Linked DNA regions of Homo sapiens: region 2 is linked to region 1. Evidence: chromatin contacts called from ENCODE Hi-C data. All regions are on one chromosome and are shown on one strand. The core of a region is the stretch at or near the end of the contact, and the rest is flanking DNA. Distances in the headings are between cores, read along the strand shown.

Evidence for each region. Hi-C counts contacts between places; a loop is a spot of excess contacts on that map. Pooled maps may share reads with other maps.
Region 2: a map of CD4-positive, alpha-beta T cell shows a loop between it and region 1 (6-fold over the local background). The contact joins the promoter of EFCAB2-AS1 here to the promoter of FH in region 1. A Hi-C loop is called at or near these places in 2 of 168 maps with a recorded cell type or tissue (CD4-positive, alpha-beta T cell and naive thymus-derived CD4-positive, alpha-beta T cell) and 10 of 50 pooled maps.

What each region holds. Positions count from the first base shown.
Region 1 is chr1:241,517,497-241,523,759 of GRCh38, reverse strand. FH (fumarate hydratase) reads left to right here and starts at 4,005. Exons shown (of 10, transcript NM_000143.4): 1 at 4,005-4,169. The coding sequence starts at 4,038. RefSeq lists silencers at 3,891-4,020, 3,843-4,125, 4,301-4,570 and an enhancer at 3,631-4,227.
Region 2 is chr1:244,967,631-244,973,970 of GRCh38, reverse strand. It overlaps EFCAB2-AS1 (EFCAB2 antisense RNA 1), which reads left to right and starts at 3,102. Exons shown (of 2, transcript NR_111907.1): 1 at 3,102-3,159; 2 at 3,992-6,340. DRC8 (dynein regulatory complex subunit 8) reads right to left here and starts at 4,289. Exons shown (of 8, transcript NM_032328.4): 1 at 3,928-4,289; 2 at 3,528-3,642. The coding sequence starts at 3,552. LOC124900416 reads left to right here and starts at 3,401. Exons shown (of 4, transcript XM_054328428.1): 1 at 3,401-3,645; 2 at 3,647-3,716; 3 at 3,719-6,340. The coding sequence starts at 3,434. The coding sequence ends at 3,985. RefSeq lists enhancers at 2,627-2,996, 5,435-5,939 and silencers at 3,167-3,256, 3,267-3,626, 3,637-3,816, 4,087-4,226.

The DNA of each region.
Region 1 (6,263 bases), core at 2,756-5,255:
GTGACATGTACTGAAGGCAGATTGTAATAGGATGAAGAAAGAATGAGAAGTGAAGTGAAGATGGTGATCAAATATGTCCTGGAAATGAGGAGGGAGTTGAAGTGGGATGCAAAGTCAGAGCAGCTTTTGTTTGTTTTTAACATGAGAGCTGAGACAGCAAAGTTACAGTATTAACTTATTCTATGGGTCAATTAAGAGAAATAACCAGACAAAGTAAGAAAAAGAGTGGGTAGTGTCTCTGAGGGGTAATGGAATCCAGCACATTGAGGAATTGAAGTTTTTCTGGAGAATGGAGAGAGAGGTTGGTTAACTTTCTGAGTTGGTAATTTTAGTGTTTTGCAAAGTTTCTGTACGTGCACTTAGTCTTAGGAATAAAAAAGTTCTGCAAGACATCCAACCTAAACAGTCATCACCCTTGCTACCTCTCCGCCACTTATCCTTGCACAGAGGCATCCCTTCCAGTTCCTGGGTATATACTTCCACATCTCTAAAGATTACCTCTTGGTTTTTATTTCTGTCTGTCCAGTTTATGGTTTTAGGTATTAGATCATGACTTCTCACTACTGAAGACGAAGATTAATGTTTTTTTTTTCACCGTGTCTGAATCTCTCCAAACTTCTACATTCTTTCCATCTCCCCATCCTTTCAGTATAGTTACATCAACATTTCAGTTAGATCAATATTCAACGTTTGATTTATTATAACTATGGCCATTCAAATTTGATAATGATTATTTTCCCTTTTCTGCAAAATACAACTATCTTTATTTGTCAGTTTAATAACTGTCATGCTTTTTCCCTTTGGTTACTTTTCTAAGACTTATAAATGTAACCCTCAAACTCTCCCCCAATCAGCTAAATTCCTTCTCAGTATATTCAAGGCATTAGCAATTTTATCTTTTTGAGTAAATCTATTCCAGAGGCTGTGACCTGCTTCCATCTGAGATGGTTGCTCTCTAAGGTAAGTGCACAGCTGTCATAGCCTCCTCCAGGCAATATGCCACATCTGTCTCTTGTGTCGAAGACCCTATTTTCTAAGTCCATAATTTCCTCTTCCTTTGTTTACTCCTAGTTACGGTGGAGCACTTACTTGAGGCGTTTTCTTGAAAAGTGTAGATAAGAAGTAAATTTTTTGACATCTTGATCATGTGAAAACATTTTAATTCTCTTCACACACTTGATTTCTCTGGGTATAGAATATAAAGTTGGAAATAATTTTCCGTTAACAATTTGAAGACATCATTCAACTGCTGTCTGGCTTCCGATATTGTTGTTGTGAAGTCTAAGGATTTCTAATCCTTTGCTTATTTATTTTTCTCTCTGAAAGATTCCAGTCTCTTCTCTTTGCCCTTGGTATTCTAACATTTCTTGTTGACATAACTCATTCTGGCTAGTTCATATCTGCTAGTTCTACAATATATTTTTCTGAATTTATTTTTTTAAGGTTTATTCCATTTTTTCCTAATGTTTCCCCTACATTATTCACATGTTGGACATACTGAACTGTTTCTCTAATTTTATTTACTTCTTTTATTTTCCTTCTCTTTGAATATTTGCTCTACTTTCTGGGAGACTTTTATGGGTGTATCTTGCAAATTTTCTGTTAAGCTTCCTCTAGGAAACCCACTGGTAATCTCCCAGGCTGGGAGGTATCCTAAATTAGAATTTGCAAAAGTCTTTAGTTTGAATAAGGAGAACATTTTGATTGATACAATTTGAACCTCGCAATCAATTTTGTCAGCCAGGTGTTGAGATTTAGAACACAGGCAAGAGAAAACCATTGCACTTTTCCCTTGTCCCTCAGCAGGACACCAATCACATCCCCTACCTTAAACAGAAAGCAAAGTAAAACAAACAAGAACAAACCAGGCAAGCATCAACAAGAAGAAAGCAGGTCAATATTATTATCAGACAAGTCCAAAGTTAAAAAAAAAAAACCCAAACTCTAAGCAAAGTAAAAACATTATTTCAAATAGATAACATAAGTCATTCTAAAATGAAGATATCTAGCCTTTATTAAAGGCTTTATGTACGTTTTATTACGAATTAATAAAAATAAATTAGCTAAGTTAATATTTCCTAAATTTTAGTCATTTATATAGCATCTTCATATTATACTGAATATTTTACTTCAAATAAAATGAATAATTAAAAATGGAACTTCATATTACTACTGCAGATAGAAAATCAGTTTCACTAATAAATCGAAGTAAAACACACAAATAAATATGTGGATGTTCCTGGGCATCAATTTTTCTCTTCTATGTACAGGAATAATAATAGGACCTATCTCATAGGGTTGTTTTTGAGTGTTCCAAGAATTAATACATATAAAGTGCTTTGAAAAATTCTAGAACATAATATGTGTCATAGGTAATTTTTAAAAGGGATTAAAATAACCTATTTATAAAAAGGCTATTAATTTGGGTTTTGAAAAGTTAAACTGTATGGTAGAAATAAGAGACATGCTCGAAACAAAAATGAAACAAAAAATAAAATAAAATGAGAAATATACAGCAGGCAAATAATAGCCAATATGAAATTGGTAGAGAAATATCAATATTAAAAAAAGTTTAAAAGGACAAGCAACAATAACAATAAAGAGGGGCACCACACAATGAAGAAAGAGATGATCTATGAAGAAATGATAAACATATGTTCATTAAATAATTTTGTGTAATAGCAAAGAAAAATGTTCTTTATTAAGAAACTGGATAAATAAAATATTTCATATTCATGTGATCCAATATGATTAATTTTAAAAGATCATGGCTATATCTTAAAAGCATAGAGTTCAATTATGCAACAGTAAAACTTTAAAGTAAAATATTAAAACCATTGTTTGTATATTAGTGTATGAAGCAAAAAATACACAGAACTGAAAGGATGCATCAAAATAATGATATACACAATAATGATACCTGCTGGGAAGGAGGAGAACAAAAACAAAACGTCATTCCATTATTAGCAATGTTTTAAAGAATTTGCATTCAGTTTTCTAGTGTGTTTTGATTGTAGTTCAACTATTACAATCTCATTTGAATTTTTATATTTTAAATATGTGTCAAATTTATAAGTCACAAAATAACATAATGTTACCAAAAGGTTTGGCAAGTTTGTAAGTTTGACTCATAAATTTGGCTTTGCAGGTTCTGGACTTTTGATTTTAAGAACATCCGATCGCTCTCTCTTTACTGTCATCTGGTTCCAAGCAATAGAAAAGAGAAAAGATAAAACTGTGGTTCAGATGCAATTTTATATCAATTCCTGCTTTTCTGTAATCAACTATTATATTAAAACAATATGCCTTTAATTTGAAAATGTATAAATTAGCTATGCAAAAAACTGGGAGAACGATATACAAATAATAAAAATTCCGAGGTTCCCTATAATTGTGTACGTCTTCCACAATACATTAAAAAAAAAAAAAGAGTTCTGAGGGTATAGGCTAAGAAGAGAAAGGAAACGGTAGCGATCTCAAAATGATAAGTTAAAAGAAATAAGTAAGTAGCTTATTTTTCAGTTGTGGGATTATGAATAATTACTATTTCATTATCTACACTTTGCTGCACTTCCCAAAATTTCTACACAGAAGATACAATCTGGAAGAAATGAAGAAAGATTTCAGTAGTAAGAACGTGTAATGAGTGATTACATGATAAATAAAACAATAAATATTTCTTTCTAGGATATTTCACCAACCAAACACGACCTGATTCACCAACTAATACTCCCGCCTTCTAACAGCCACACGTAAAAATCAGACCGGCTCCAAGAATAACCTGAGCCTCCTTTCCCATAATTCCCTTCTTTCTAGTTTCCCATGAATCCGAAGGCCTTACACCCCACACTACTACTAGAAAGTTAACCCGCCCCCTCATTCTTTACTGGTCATTCACGATTGGTCCTGCCCCACCTGTCGGTGTGAGGCTGTTGATTGGATAAGAGCGGAGGCCGGTGGGCGGAACGGTTTCTGACAACCGGCGTGGAGGCGTGGCCACAGCCGCCCAGAAATTCTACCCAAGCTCCCTCAGCACCATGTACCGAGCACTTCGGCTCCTCGCGCGCTCGCGTCCCCTCGTGCGGGCTCCAGCCGCAGCCTTAGCTTCGGCTCCCGGCTTGGGTGGCGCGGCCGTGCCCTCGTTTTGGCCTCCGAACGCGGCTCGAATGGTGAGCGCAGGCCGCCATCCCCCGGCCTCCCCGCAGTGACCTTCAGCCCTCCTGCCTGCCGGCCTGGGCGCCCGCGACTTGGCGGGAGAGATTCCCCGGGCGTCCGGGCCGCGCCAGACTCTGGGCTTAGCGCCCGTGCCGGCGTGGCGGGCCTCCCGGCCTCGGGACGCCTCTTCCGGCGCAGGGATGGAGCCGCAGCCCGGGAGAGCGCTTGGGGAGGGACGGGGGCTGTCAGAGAGGGTCCTACTGGGCCCGCTCCCGGCGCCTCCTCGGAGCCGTCCGTGGCGGGCCGAGGCCGGGGCGTTTTGAGGTAACTTCGCTGCTGCTGGCGCGCAGGCCCCCAGCCCCGGGGCGCTGCCCTCAAGGACAGTGCCGGCGTGGGCGGAGGGTGCTGGGAGAGGGGCAGCTCCCGCACCGTCCTGCCCCATAGCTGGGCCTTGCTGGCCGGACACTGGCCGCCTGTGCATCTAGTGGTTTCTGAACTGTGGTTTGTTTCGCCAAGGGGCACTGCACTGCTTTCAGGCCCTCCAGGTGGGGTAGAAGGTTCTTCGAAGATTTTACTTCCTTTGAAATTGCATGCTCAGTTTGTTAGGCTGACTATGGTTTCCCCCGTAATTGTTGTAAAACTCTTCAATTCCGAATACCGCGGGCATAGTGTTCTGAAGCATGTTTGAGCAGATTGGCTAGGAGCTGAATCGGTACTTTTTATTCAGAAAGCCAGCTAAGAACTTAAAGATCCAAGTTCAGGTTATGACATGCTTACGTAAGTCATTTTGCTCTTTAGAGTGTCATCTTTAGGAATGCAGGCTTTTAAAAAGCTTTAAATACATATGTATATTGTTAGGAAACGTTTGAGAAATGATAGTTGAAGAGTTACAGTTCTGCACTGGTGTAGCATGAGGTTTGCAATCTAAGAGATGTGATTTCAAATCCGTATGCAAAGTTGAAATACTTACAGCTACTCAGCAAAACTGCACATGTGAAAATACCATGTAGCGAGTGCTCATTAAATAAGTGCCCCATCTAGGGTATTTCAAAGGGCCAGTACTTTTTCTGGACTCTAAACTTCAAGATAATTTGATTGGGTCACTATACCTACGATATACAACTATACTACAGAATCAGAGATGTTTTGTATTCCTCGAACTCCCTGCTCGAATAATTTTAGGGCATTTTAAAACCTTTACATATTTTTAAATTTATTTATTGTTTATTTAGTGTTTTGTAAAGGGAAGCAGACTGGAGAACTTCTGAATCTATCCTGTTGATGCAAATGTCAAAAAATAGCAGCACTACTTTGCTCTTAGAATTGTAATGTTAGCTAAAATCAGATGGAGGTAGTTTTTGTTTTTTCTAGTTCTGGTACTTTTTGCCCTCTAACCATTCTCAGGTCCAAAATCTCTGTTGGTTTTGTTAAAAGTTCTTCCTGTTGCTAATGTTGAGAATTTCACATAACCCTTGATGCCCTAAGGTACCTTTTATTTAAAAGAACACATACAAATTCATTCAATAGAAAGATACTGTTTATTGAGTGCCTTCCACTTACCAGGCCCTGTAAATAAGACAGTCCCTATGGGGATAGGGTTTTACAGGCAGTGTTTTATTCTTGTCTTTAGTGGAGATTAAATAAGCAAAGCAGTTAAATAAGCAAATAAATCACACATGAATAATTAGTGTGATCATTGATTATTAAAAATGCATTAAAAAGTGCATTGAGAATGAGAATATTTAACAGGCAGACCAACTGTGATACTGACTTGGTAGCATGATGGCATATATATAGTGTTTATATATGTAAATAATGTTTATACATTTCTTATATAAATGAATATACATATGTAATATATGTGAATAATGTTTATATATAAATAATGTTTATAAATTTCAAATAATCATTCTTAGACCGTTTTCAAAAGTTCCCAGTAAAATAAGCATTAAACTAAGTACATTGAATTGGCCAAATCTTGACCAGTAATAAGCATACTCTTGAAATGGAAAAGATTACTATTTGTATTTCAAAGTCTTTATGTTTATCACCAGCATAGTATATTAGTTCTACAGTCTGTCTTTAAAGCCTGAATTAATAAGTTTGTG
Region 2 (6,340 bases), core at 1,853-4,352, 3.5 Mb before region 1:
AAAATAAATTATACTGTATGAAAGCAAAAAATGCTACAAATAAGTATAACAACTTCAACGTACATAATCTTAGAAAAAAATTTTATGAGCACAATAGCCCCTTCTAATTTAGGTAATTTTTCTTATCAATATTCTCAATACTTCTATCAAAGTTAATCTCTAAATATTGAAGAAGAGTGGATAGGATAGGTACCCTGAAACTTATTCCCCCTTTAGAACTTTTAGAAATCTCAATATTAAGGATGAACTATTTAAAACATATGTGTATTTCTACAATGAGGTTTTTTGTAGTTGTTTTTTAAAGACATGCTAGTGAATACCGTGGCACTGTGAAATAAAACGTTTTGTTGAGCCAGATGGAATAGAAGAATGTATCTTACCGGTAAAGCAGAGGGGAAAAGAGACCTAAAACGAGTTTTGTGTACTTTTAGGTATAGAATAAGTTTGGGGAAAATAGCTAGGAATGCTTTGGTTAAAATCTCATAAGCTGTCTTTGATTAATTCAAATGTTCTGAATTCAACAAATATTTATTGATTACCTACCACGTTCCAAGCACTCTGCACAACACTCAGTATTAACAGATCAGAAATGGTCCCAGATCTTTTGGAACTTAGAGGGTACTGAACACATCCTTCAAAATTATCCTTTCTTTTGTGTGATTCCACGGTCATCAAATGACTTCTGAAATACAAATTCACACTACCCGAAGCTTAGTACCCATAAAACAGTATATTATTATATTAGTATATTGCCAAAATTATTATATTAGTATATTGGCAAAATCAGCCTTCAAGTCAATGTATATACCCTTATTTAAATTAATAAATCATTCAGGTTTGCACATCAGTCTTTTATGAGTTTAGTTGAGTGAATCCTCAAAACTTAATCAATTCTGATTAATTGGTTAGACGTAATTTCTGAAAATTCAAAATACAGTAGCTGACAATCAAATATAGTAATAGACTATTTCCATAAAAAGATCTTACCACCAAAATGAGTCTCTACTTAGTTTATCCTCTAACAAAATGCCTTTATTTCATAATACCCTTCACAAACTGCAATTAGTTAATCCATAAAACTGTTAACAATAAATGAGATACAGCACATGAGTGCTTCTCGAACTTTGTTTTTTGTTTTTGTTTTTTTTTTTTTTTGAGACGGAGTCTTACTCTGTCGCCAGGCTGGAGTGCAGTGGTGTGATCTTGGCTCACTGCAGCCTCCGCCTCCCCGGTTCAAGCAATTCTCCTGTCTCAGCCTCCTGAGTAGCTGGGACTACAGGGCGTGCCACCACGCCCAGCTAATTTTTGTATTTTTAGTAGAGACGGGGTTCACCATGTTGGCCAGGATGGTCTCGATCTCTTGACCTCGTGATCCGCCCGCCTCAGCCTCCCAAAGTGCTGGGATTGCAGGCGTGAGCCACCGCGCCCGGCCTTCTCGAAAGTTAATGTACATACAAATCACCTACAAACATGTTAAAATGAAGACTGATTCATTATTAGGTCGGTGGCAGCCAGTGATGTCCAGGCTGCTGTCCACGGACTACAAGGATACACACCTAGCACAGTGGTTGGCACCCAGACTACTCAGCCCAGTTAACTATTTCCTCCCATTTGTAAATTTCTCATCTCCCTTACTCATCTCACCTTCCTTGGAAGCAAAGACAATGTCTTTCATTTTCGTATCTTTCAAAGTTCTAAGTAGAATGCCTTATCTACATAATGGCATTGAATATATGTATTCTGAATGAATGGCATCCAGCTTTTAACAGTCATTACTTCTATGAGTTATCGACAAAATTGTTTCTCTGAATTTACTTTAAATGGAAAAAAATTGTTCAAAAGCTGAAAAATCAGGAAAGCTCTCAGTTTTTAAAAAACGAGAAATACTGTATTTGTACCATACTCCAGTGCGTTTTTTCTCATGCTGACCTAACCAAGTCTTTTTTAAGAAAATAAATATCCATAATTACCTTGCTAGTTTATCTCCTAATGGCTTTTTTTTTTTTTTTTTTGGTAAAGAACAAAAATAAGCCATCCATTTTTCTGGGAAAGTTTTAAAATTATCCTTTTCTTTGTATGTAAGGGCATCTTCGTAAAGCTAATACCTACAAAATAATCCTGGCTTCTCAGATTAATATTACATAAAAATCACGGTATCCTTGTTATCAATAGAGAGATCGTTGGCAGTTTCATGTGTTTCTTCGCCGATTTTCTGTGATCACCGGAACAAGTGACTAAATATCTCAGGGTTCGTTTCTTCCCTTGTAAATATTAGCTGTTAACCTGACCACACTTGGTTCTATGCTGAGAAAAATGGTTTGAGAGGGTGTTTTGAGCACTCCAGAAAGAAAACAAAGGACGAATATTATTTTCACTTCCTACTTGTTTACCTTTACTGTTTCATGGCTTTTTGGATATTTTTGGGTGACTGCCAACTATCAAACACAATTATTTTTTAGTACCTAAGGGCATGGTAACAAAGGATCGGGTTTTAATCATACCATGAACTGAAAACAACATGAACGGTCTTGCAAATAAACGTAATCACTTTTTGGCTTCTCCGCACAGACAACACATCGATGCCTCCGAACTGGCGACCTTAAGCCTCGAAGCGCAGTCCCGCCTCTGCAGGCGGCCACCGCGCGGGGCTGGGTGGTCCCCTGGGAGAGGCCCGGCCGGCGCACAGCGGTTCCAAGATCTCAACCAGGTTTTGGTTTTTCGTCGTTATTAAAATTGCTGTTTGGGTGTGTGTCTTTTTTTTTTTTTAAGACAAGACACTAGGCCAATTGCGCGGCGCTAGCCGGCGGCGGGGCAGGCATTTCGGAGGACCGGGAAGCTCGGAGGCAGCGGCTGTGACCTCCAGACCGTCCTCCTGCGTCCTCATTAAGGAGGCAAAATGGTGGCCGCGAACGCCATCAGGCTGCGCCAGCGCGGGGTTTCGGCGCAAACAGAGGATCCCGTCAGATTCAGGCGGCCAGAACTCCTCCTCACCCAGGCCACCCCCCGGGGCCCACAGCCTGGACAGCTACGGGCGTGGCGCCTGCGGCACCGAGACCCCAGGCGAGAGTGTGGAGGCGGCGGCGGCTTCCCCGCGACCGTGAACAACGACGCCATTATCAGCACCCCCTGCCGGCGCCTCCGGCGCAGCCCGCGCAGGATGCAAGGCCCGGCCTCCGAGGGAGGGGGAAGGAGGACGGGGCGGGAGGAGGGGAAGAGGGTGAAGAGGGCGGGAGGAGAAAGAAGAAGGCGGGAGGAGGGGAGAGAGAAGAGGGAGGGAAGAGGGGAGAGAGGCGGGGCGGGGCGGGGGAGAGAGGCGGGGCGGGGCGGGGCGGAGCGGCGGGCCGGGCGGGCTACGGGGACGGGGGCAGGGCGACTGCTGCTGCCGGGTGGCCCCCTCCTCAGGCCGCCCTTTCCCTGCGGGTGGGAACTCCAGATGGACGAGGGCCCACCCCACCCGGCGCTTCCCCGTGCAGCCCGGGGTCGCGGCGGGCGGCGAGGGCAGCGGCTCCCCGGCTCCCCTACCTTACCTTCCCTGTCCTTCTCGTCCGCCATCTTGCTGCGGAGCCGGTCGCCTGGGAGATGCCTAACGATAACCTCGGCCGCGGTGTCCCGGCCTGCTCAGCGCCCCGCGGCGAGCCTGGCCTGGAGGAGGGGCCGCTCTGAATCCCGGGGGAGGAAGACCCTTGGGCGGGGCGGGGCGGGGAGGAGGCTCCGAGCGCGCGCCCTGTCCCCGTTTCGCGCCACGACCCTCGCGCTGGGGGAAGACCAGAGGCCCCGTCTGCCACCCGGCCCCCGGCCTTGTCCCTCCAGACCCGAGGCCGGAGCCGGACTTGTCCCGGGCCTAGCATGTTGCTTCATCACACGGTCCCCAACCCCTCCTTTCCCTTATTTCTCATCCATTTGGGGACAGCACGCGCGCGCACACACCCCTCGCCCCCTCCTGTCCTGTTTGTGCGACGTGGCGTTGCTCGATTTTTGTTGTTAACTGCAGATTTTGAAAAGCGCCGGAGAGCTAGGTGAAGAGCTGGGCTCCCAAGGGGGTGATAGAACCAGCCCGCGGCCCGGCCTCCTCCTCCCGCTTCCCATTCGCAGCCCGCCTCCCGCCGGGAAGCGGCCCGGCTGCTGCAGAACGGCCGCGCCTGCCCTCCCGGTTTCTCCCGTCCAGTCTTCACCGTCCTTTCCCAGAGAAAGCGACAGCACAGCCTATGACAACCGAAGCTAAAACGGAAAAACTGGGCCGGGCGCAAGAGGAAACCAGAGCCATTCGACTATTGCTAGAGGAGAGGAATAGCTGCAGGAAAACATGCGCAAAATAGCACAAACATTGCGTCGTCAAGGCTGCAATGTCTAATACAAAATAGAAGGTTCTCATAGCAACAAAAACGTGCCCATGTTGTGCTCAGTATTACATGCGTTAAAATGTTCTTAGTTGTGAAATTTGACATGACCGCTAGTTAAAGTTACAATGGAAGTTTTAAATCCCGCTTTCCGAAAACTTTGCAGCTATAGCATGAAGTTAAATTTTTGTCTTATTTTCTGGATAAGTTTACTATACTGGAACATAGTAAAGCTCTTTTTATAAAGAGCTTTGAATAAAATACCTAATGATGTGGTTGAAACGAACACCTATTTTCAAAACTAATCTTAAGTGGTATTTCAGTGCATATGTTATGTAAAAGCAATTTATAAACTAAATTTTAAGAGCCTTCAAAATACAAGGTACTCGTATTTAATGACTTAACAGTTTTAATGCTTTTATTGTTTCTATAATCTCTCAGGAAATCCTAAAACTGACTATATTTTTCTTTATTAAAATAACTTTTTCTGTAGAAGATACCCATTTGGCGCTGTGATCAGCATTCTACTTGAAATTGAATATAAACAACTGAATCATTACAAAATGGCTCATGTTAGAAGATACTTAAAACGAATACAATCTTGTACAGTAAATGTTTAACACCCCAAAATAACGAAAAGTAATTATTAGCATTCATTTATATCTAAATCTCAGTCAATATGATCTAAATATTTGTGTTTAAAGACTCCCCCTTTCCATATAGATAATGAAGGGCTTTGAAATAAGTGTAGGAAACCCTAAGTTTGGTCTCAGGCTTCCTATTCATTCACTATGCTTTTTCGTGTGCTGTTTACAGTTTCCTTTTTCTGGAATGCCTTTCCCTGCTTTTTTCCCCCGCCAACATTTCAGCTTCCCACAGACACACATTTGTGCCCTCCTGGTTGTCCTGCAGGATGACCTTTGTTTTTGTTTTTGTCTTTTGTTTTTCGAGACAGGGTCTCGCTCTGTCGTCCAGGATGGAGTGCAGTGGTGTGATCTCTGCTCACTGCAACTTCCGCCTCCCGGTCTCAAGTGACCCTCCCACCGCAACCTCCCAAGTAGCTGGGAGGAGCGGCGCGCGCCACCATGTCTGGCTAGTTTTTGTATTTTTTGTAGAGACAGAGTTTCCCCATGTTGCCCAGGCTGCTCTCAAACTCCTGAGCTCAAGCGATCTGCCGCCTGCCTGGCCCTCCCAAAGTTCTGGGATTACAGGTGTGAGCCACTGTGCCTGGCCAGGATGACCTTTTTGAAGTCACCTAGTCATTGAAGCTTTCCCTCTCAGCCTTTTCCTCTGTGGCCCCATGCTTATAGAGCCTCCCACATTGATTTGCAGTGCCTTCGTTCGTTCACTTTATTTCCACCTACCAAACAGTAAGATCTTGAAGACAGAAACGGCATTATTCGTTTATATATCCCCGGTATCTAGTACAATTTTTCTGTTTGCAATAATAAATGTCTTAAAACTTAAGAAAGGAGTAAGTCTTCTCAATGACTTTTTTTAAAAAAGACCCAGATTCAGCACTTATTGTATGTAAGACAGACCTTCCTTTTACATTACATTTTTCATCAGTAAAAGTACTGGGCCAGGCGCGGTGGCTCACGCATAATCTCAGCACTTTGGGAGGCTGAAGCGGGTGGATCACTTCAGGTCATGAGTTAAAGACCCACCTGGCCAACATGGTAAAACCCCATCTCTACTAAAAATAGAAAAATTAGCCGAATGTGGTGGCTCACGCCTGTAATCCCAGCTACTCGGGAGGCTGAGACAGAAGAATCGCTTGAACCCAGGAGGCAGAGGTTGCAGTGAGCCGAGATCCGCCACTGCACTCCAGCCCAGATGACAGAGCAAGACTCCATCCCCAAAAAAAGGTACTAGTATTTCATGTTAATAAAATGGAATTCTTATATAAACATATATAAATTAAAAATTATTTTAAGAGTTGAACAGATTTCTCTGCAAATCCCCCTATATTTTTATATTTTTTAAACTAACTGTATTCAGCA